Regions from separate parts of the Homo sapiens genome. Here region 2 is linked to region 1. A link is an interaction called in ENCODE POLR2A ChIA-PET data of the cell type or tissue named here. Cell type or tissue: Caco-2. All regions are shown on one strand.

Region 1 (4,000 bases):
CAGCGCAGTCCCACCTGCGCCAAGTCCCTCCCGGCCGCTGCCTGCAGTGTTGCCCTCTGGGCACAGAAAGACCTCATAGGTGCCACATTGGGTTTTGTTTATTTGTTTGTTTTGAGATGGAGTCTCACTGTGTCACCCAAGCTAAAGTAAGTTTGTTTTGAGACAAGAGTCTCGCTCTATCAACCAGGCTGGAGTAAAAATGTTGTGCTTATGTGCTGTACAGTTTGTCTCCAAAAAAGCAGTCAAAGGCAATACATGAGGGAATGGACACAGCTGTATTCCAGTAAAACTTTACTTATAAAAACAGGCCTGGGCTAGAATTGGCCCATAGGCGGTCTCTTGCTGACCCTGATTTATTTAGGTCATGGTTCTGTAAGTTGCCTACTGGAACCAGGCTCAAGCTGAGCGTGATCTCGGCTCACTGCAACCTCCACCTCCCAGGTTCAGGCAATTCTCCTGCCTCAGTCTCTGGAGCAGCAGGGACTATAGGTGCATGCCACCACACATGGCTAATTTTTATATTTTTGGTAGAGATGGGGTTTCACCATGTTGGCCAGGCTGGTCTAGAACTCCTGACTTTAAGTGATCTGCCAGCCTTCTCAGCCTCCCAAAGTGCTGGGATTACAGGCATGAGCCACCACGCCCGCCCTCATGTTGGGTTTTGATGCTTTTACTGGTCACAGCATTTTGTGGTTCAACCAGGAGGCATAATGCATTTTTAAATTTTGTTCCTGAATAATTTTGCATGGTGTGTGTTGATAAGCTAATTTCAGTCTGCCCCGTTGCCTTCTCTGGCCATTGAGCTGGGGATGTGGAGAATGAGGAGTGTTCTATGGATGGTGAGACGGGTCCCGAGCAACATCACCCTCAGTCCGGTCCTGCCTTTGAAACAAACAGTGTCCATGGAGGGGGCGGAGGAGGCTGAGCAGGAAGAACGGAATGGCCAGCCTGGCTTCCTCCTGGTCCTGGCTCTGCCGCCAGCACCTGCTGGTCTGGCCTCAGTTTTCTCAGCAGGAGAATGGGTGCATCTGATAAAGTCACATTGCTTCTGGCACAGACTTCAGCAAAGGCAGCCGGCAGGATGGGAGATGGTGTACACACACATGTGAGAGAGTGTGTGCCCATCGTCACGGCAGCCACTCCCCACAGGCTGTGTCACATAGACCTCAGGAGGTGGCTTCTGACAAAAACTGAAGATCGGAGGCTCTTCTGTCCCTGCTGCATGCCTGTACATGGTGGCCTTTTGCCTTCAGTGTTTTCCCCTTGCTCCATGAAGTGGATCCTGAACCCTTGTGAGCCGTCGAGAATGAGAGGTTCTTTTTAGTTCCTTTATGGAGGTAAAATACAGGTAACATAAAGTTAACGTTTTTTTTTTTTTCCCCGAGAGAGAGTTTCACTCTTGTTGCCCAGGCTGGAGTGCATTGGATGGTCTTGGCTCACTGCAACCTCTGCCTCCTGGGTTCAAGTGATTTTCCTGCCTCAGCCTCCCGAGTAGCTGGGATTACAGGTGCATGTCACCATGCCTGGCTAATTTTTGTATTTTTAGTAGAGACAGGGTTTCACCATGTTGGCCAGGCTGGTCTCAAATTCCTGACCTCAGGTGATCCACCTGCCTCGGCCTCCCAAAGTGCTGGGATTACAGGTGTGAGCCACCGTGCCCGTCCTGTGCAAGAGTTTTTATAGAGCTTAATCTCCGGTACCTTCCGGAGCTCAGCTAGTGGGGCCAGAAGTTCCCACCTTCTTAGACACCTGTGTTCCTGGTGACCAGTCCCAGTCTGAGACTGGGGCCCCCCACCCTAAGTCACCTCATTAGCATAAGCTCCAGTGGGGTCAAAAGGGACTCACTTCTGCTACTCAGGAAATTCTAAGGGTATTAGGATCTCTGTGCTGGGAACTGGGGACAAAGCCCAGTGTATTTCTTATCCCACAGAGGATGATTCGTGTTGTAGCGTGGATCAGTGCCTCCTTCCTTTTTATGGCTGGAGATACTCCGTTGTACGGTAGCTCATGTTTCGTGTCTCCATTGTGTGTGGGTGGGTGTTTTGTTCTTTCTGGGTTTTGGCTGTTGTAAAATGTGCTGTTGTGAACATTTGTATACATGTTTCGAATATTAGAGGGGGAGGGTGTGACATTTCCTCCCTCCGTTCATGGGGTGCCTGTGGGGCAGCAGGACCACCCGGCCATGCTCCTCCAGTGCCCGGGACTCTGGAATGAGTGTGGTCACTCATCCCTCCTTGACAGAAGAGGACGCAGACTTAGCTCGAATGCGGGCAGTGGGGAAGGCATGGAAGGGGCTGGGGTCAGGCAAGGTGGGCTGCTCCAGAGACCAGGCCCCTGCTTTGTGGCACCTTCCAGAAAAGGGGACCGAGGCTCGGGCAGGCTGGGTCTGGCTGCCTACAGACAGGCCCCCCGACTCGGAGTCCAGCACGTGGAGGACCAGTCTGGGGCGGGGGGCATTTCCTGTGGGTCCCAGAGCTGTTTCAGAACTCCTCACAATGATGGTTTCCACCTCTGTAAGAGTGATGAGCACCTCCAAAAATAGAGGTGCATCTGCAGGCTAACATTTTGTTGTTATTTATTTATTTATTTATTTATTTATTTATTTATTTATTTTTGAGATGAGTCTTGCTCTGTTGCCCAGGCTGGAGTGCAATGGCATGGTCTTGGCTCACTGCAGCCTCCGCCTCCCAGGTTCAAGCAATTCTCCTGCCTCAGCCTTCTGAGTAGCTGGGATTACAGGCACGCACCACCACACCCAGCTGATATTTTTTTTTTTTTTTTTTTTTTTTTTTAGTAGAGAGGGAGTTTCACTATGTTGGCCAGGCTGGTCTCAAATCCCTGACCTCATGATCCGCCTACCTCGGCCTCTGAAAGTGCTGGGATTACAGGCATGAGCCACCACTCCCGGCTCTATTTATTTATTTATCTTTGAGACGAGTCTTGCTCTGTTGCTCAGGCTGGAGTACAGTGGCATGATCTTGGTTCACTGCAGCCTCTGCCTCCCGGGTTCAAGCAATTTTCCTGCCTCAGCCTCCCGAGAAGCTGGGATTACAGACGTGCACCACCACGCCCAGTTAATTTTTGTACTTTTAGTAGAGATGGTGTTTTGCATGTTGGTCAGGCTGGTCTCTAACTGCTGACCTCAAGTGATCCTCCCGCCTCAGCCTCCCAAAGTGCTGGGATTACAGGCATGACCCACTGTGTCTGGCCTGCAGGCCAACATTTTAAATAGTTCAGTAATTCAGTTATTCGCTACTGGGGGAAGGAGCATCCCCCTTTAACAGATGCCGTTAAAATTTCCTAGAACCCAGTTGCGGATTTCTTAGAGAATTTGTTGAGATATAATTTACATAACATTGTGATTCACCCTTTGAAAACCTGCAGTGCCGTGTTTTTTAGTAAATTAGGGAGATTGTGCAACCATCGGAGTCGATTTAGGAACATGTTTATTCCCCCAATAAAGACGCCAAAACCATCAGCATTGCTCCCCACTCTGATCTTCCCTCCTCTTCCCAGCCCCTGGCAACGACTAATCTGTCTCCCGTCTTGGTGAGTTTGCCCATTCTGAGCATCTTACGTAAATGGAATCGTGCAAAATGGGATCCTTTGTGACTGGCTTCTTTCACTTAGCATCGTGTTACCGAGGTTCATCCGTGTTGTAGCCTGGGTCAGGCCTTTATTCTTTTTGATGGCTGAATCACGTTCCATTTTAAGGCTGGACCACAAGATGTTTATGCATTCCTCAGCTTAGGGATGTTGGGGTTACCTCCACTTTTGGGCTGTTATGAGGTATGCTGCCGTGAACATTCATATACACTTTTTTTTTTTGGTAGAGATGGGGTCTCCTGTACCTGCAGGCTGGCCTCACACTTATGGGCTCAAGCCACCCTCCCACCTCGGCCCCCCAAAGTGCTGGGATTACAGGTGTGAGTCACTGTGGCTGGCCTACATGTTTTTGTGTGGATGTATGTTTTATTATTTTTAGTTGTATGCCTAGGAG
Region 2 (4,000 bases), 55 kb after region 1:
TGGAATCGTAGGTTTCTTGCTAAAATACAAATTCTTCTTCCCACTTGTTCCCCTGGAGATTCGGATTCAGTAGATCTGGGTTGGCGGGGGAGGGGGGGCTGGGAACCTGAACATCTTATTGCTCCACAGGTGGCTCTGACGGCGTCCAGGATTGAGGATTCCTGGGCACGTCCCCACACCTGCGGCTCTTTGTTGTCCTGGTTCCGTTATGCATGCGGTGTCACGGTTGCCTTGGATGTAGGGTATTGCAGTGCTTCACCATGAGCGGGCGCCTTGCTTGGAGGCTTCTGCTGCTTCTTTTCAGCACCTGCCCTTTCCTCTTGCTGGTGGCCACTCCGATTGGTTTTCTTTGACACTGGGGTTGTCAAGATGAGATTCTGACCTTGGCTTCATTCTTCTGAGATCCTGAATTGTCATATGACCATTGCCTTTTTTGTTTGTTTGTTTGCTTTTAGAGCCTCATTATGTTGCCCAAATTGGCCCTGAACTCCTGGGCTCCGGCGATCCTCCTGTCTAGCCCTCCCTCCCAAGCAGCTGGGTCTGCAGGCACATGTCACCGTGCCCAGCTGTCATTGCCATTCTTAAAGGCCATGTGCCACTTGTTACCCAGTGGCTTCTTTGCACATGAGAGTGATGTAGTGGAGAAAGAGGAGCTGGCTGTGTTGAGGGGATCCAAGTGCTACCTTATTAACAAACTTTGAACCAGGCTTCCTGCCTTCAGCTCAGCGGGAGGAACCTGCAATTCCGTTCCTGGGCCTTCTTGCACTTCTGTGCTGCAAGCTGGTCGGCTTCTCCAGACCTCCCCTCGTCAGCAGTTGCACTCAAGGATCTTCCGCCATCTCTGGTTTCTTTCCCAGCTTCTCCTTTCCTGTTTGTCCTTGTGTTTATATGCATTAAAAATGAAATCCCTTCGCTGCTGTTTTTTGTGTGTGATTTCAAGCAGAGGTAAGGCTGATTTGCCACATGGAAGTGGAAGGTTGCTTTATGGCCAGAAATACACTAGACAGCCGGACGGGGCTGTGCCTCGTGGGCGTTGGTGGAGGGGAGGGACTGTCCGATGGTCTGACCTTGCCCCTGAATTTTTGCTTCCTCTCCAGTGGTATATGTAAGAGTGGTGGCTGGTAAAAATTCCGTCCTTCTTGGGTTGTAGCTTCAGCACTTCCTAAAAGTGTAAGTTCCTGAGCTGAAATTCATTTGATCCACATTGGTGTGTGGCCTAGTGTAGTGTGGCTTACGTGGATTGACAGGTTTGTTCAAACATGCCATTCCCGCCGCCCCCGCCAAAAAAATGCCATCTGTAGATGTTTTCTAGAAGCCTGTATGTATTTTCATTAGAAACTGAACTTTGTGTGTGGGGTTTTTTTTCTTTTTTTCTTTGCAACCTAGACTTTCACTGTCGACTTCTTGTACAAAGCGCTGTTAGATGGGCACAGGGTAAGGAACTTCGTGTTTTCTTGCTTTCCCTCTGCTCCTACCCTGGTAGGAAAAGCTGTTTTAACTGCCCAGACCATAAATTAACAAAGCTTGTCACCTCCTCCACATTTTTCTTTGGAAACCACTTCCTCTGTTCTCTTTCCTTCTATCCTGTACCTCTTGATAAAGAATGCCAGCAGGTAGACTCCATTCAAAGAAAAGCACATATTCTGTGCCCCGTGGTTTGTTCTGATAAATAACAAGGTGTTGGTCGGCACATCTGGAGTTAGATGTAATTGTGAGTACACCTGGAATAAGGATGCCCAGAGCTATTTGCTTCTGAGTCATGTTTTTCTGCAAGTGCAAAGTGAAGATAATGACATTTGTCCCCGGGAAATTCAGCAAGATGCTTGTCATTCCCAAGTGGCAGGCAGGTTACAGCGTGAACACTGGTTGTCAGCTCCCGGGATGTCCTGTGCCTGGAAGTCCTGTAACCTTAATTGGCCAGCAGAGGTTTGCATGAAGGTGGACTTTGAGACTCACATTGCAAGGTGGCACCTCGGTTATCGAGTCATCTGTAGTTTCTTGCAGCAGTGTTTTGTTGTTTTCAGTGTGTAAATCTTTCACATCTTTCGCCAAGATTTTCTCCTAAGCATGTCTTATTTTCTGTTGGCGTTTGTAAATAGAGTTGTTTTGACATTTCAACTTCCAATCATTCATTGCAATTATATAGAAATATAATTGATTGCTGTATATTCCTGTTGCCTTCTTCAGTCTTGCTAAAAATCACTTGTTCTAGTAGTTTTTTCAAGGATTCCAATGGATTTTCTATGGGGACAATCATGTCTTCTGCAAACAAGGATGGTTTTATTTCTTCCATCTCACTCTGGATGCATTTTATGTATTTTTCTTGTCTTGCTGAGGAGAAGTGTGAAAGTGGACGCCTCAGCCTTGTAAGATCAAGGATCTTAGGGAGGAAGTTCTCAGTCTTCCCATGTAAATACGGTGGACACTGTGGGTTTTTCAGAGATGCCTTTTCTCAGGCTGAGAAGACTCCCTTCCAGTTCTGCTTTGCTGAGGGATTTTATCCTGAATCTGTGTTAGATTTTATGAAATGCTTTTTCTGCAACTATTGAGCTACTCATAGGGTTTTTAGCTTTTGTTTGTTAATATGGTTTGTTAGTATGCTTTGATTTTCAAATGTTAAATCAACAGTTAATTTCAAATGTTGAACCAAATGTTAAATTTGATCAGTTCCTGATCAAAATCACACTTGGTTATGAAATATCCTTTTTACATATTGTTGGATTTGATTTGTTGTTTTATTTTGACTTTTTGCATCTGTGTTCATGAAGAATGTTGGTCTGTGTTTTCTTTTTCGTATCGGGGTAATATTGGCCTCACAGAAGGCATTGAGATGTTTCCTTTTATCCAGCTTTCTGGAAAAAAATATAATCCTCCAATTTTCTTTTGATTAATATTAACTTATTCTTTTATTTATTTTATTCATTCATTCATTCACTTCAGACGAAGTCTCATTCTGTCACCCAGGCTGGAGTGCAGTGGTGCAACCTCAGCTCACTGCAACCCCTGCCTCCCAGATTCAAGTGACTCTCATGCCTCAGCCTGCTGAGTAGCTGGGATTACAGGCGTGCACCACCACTCCCAATAATTTTTGTATTTTTAGTAGAGACAGTGTTTCACCGTGTTGGCCAGGCTGGTCTTGAACTCCTGGGCTCAAGTGATCCACCTGCCTCAGCCTCCCAAAGTGCTGGGATTACAGGTGTGAGTCACCGCGCCTGGCCAAATTAATACTAAGTATGCTTTTTTGTATCCAGTTACTTTTTATTTGTATTTGTCTTTATTTTTAAAGCATAGTTCTTTTTAAAGACTTTTTAAATTGTTGTAAAATGTGCATAGCATAATATCTATCATCTTAACCATTCAGGAGTGTACGACTCAGTGGTATTAAATACATTCACAACATTGTGTAACCACCACTCTGTCTATACCCAAAACTTTCTTTTGTCATTTTTCACAAAATCTCTGTGCCCATTAAACAATAGTTCCTCTCCCGTCTCTTTCTGGCCTCTGGTAACCACCAGTCTACTTTCTGGCTTTACGAATTTGGCTATTCTAGGTACCTCATATAAGTAGAATCATATAAGATGTCTCCTACTGTGTCTGGCTTATTTAGCATAATGTTTTCAAAGCTTGTGCATGTTGTAGCATGAGTCAGAATTTCCTTCCTTTTTAAGACTGAGTTTTATTCCACTGTATGAATAGACCACATTCTATTTATTCATTCATCAGTTGATGGACAGGTGAAAGGGTTGTTTCCACATTTTGGTGCTTGTGAATACTGTTGCTGTGAACATTCATGTACAAAGCTCTGTTTAAGTCCCTACGCTCTCTTCTTTTGGATTTATAACTAGGAGTGGAATTGCTGGATCAGATGTTACTCTCTATTTAAACTTCTGGAAAAGTGCTATCCTATTTTCCATAGTGGCCACGCCATTTACATTTCTACTAGCAGTGCATGAGGGTTCCAGTTTCTCTACATACTCACCAAATGTGTCATTTTCCA

What was found. ChIA-PET counts read pairs that join two places held together with the same protein. Peaks named below come from ENCODE experiments on the same cell type or tissue, not always from the same donor. Only the 100,000 strongest peaks of a DNase experiment are listed, where the experiment ranks them.
Region 2: POLR2A ChIA-PET joins it to region 1 with 8 read pairs; 4 of 35 experiments call an interaction of 5 or more read pairs at or near these places.

The regions. Positions count from the first base shown.
Region 1 is chr11:71,232,976-71,236,975 of GRCh38, reverse strand. The region is part of intron 1 of SHANK2 (SH3 and multiple ankyrin repeat domains 2); the gene reads left to right. Among named protein-coding and RNA genes, the nearest start is that of SHANK2, 18 kb to the left of the region's middle. In Caco-2, no CTCF peak of the experiment used is centred here; no DNase peak of the experiment used is centred here.
Region 2 is chr11:71,177,920-71,181,919 of GRCh38, reverse strand. All of the region lies in intron 2 of SHANK2 (SH3 and multiple ankyrin repeat domains 2), which reads left to right. Among named protein-coding and RNA genes, the nearest start is that of SHANK2, 73 kb to the left of the region's middle. In Caco-2, no CTCF peak of the experiment used is centred here; a DNase peak (open chromatin) is centred at 1,869.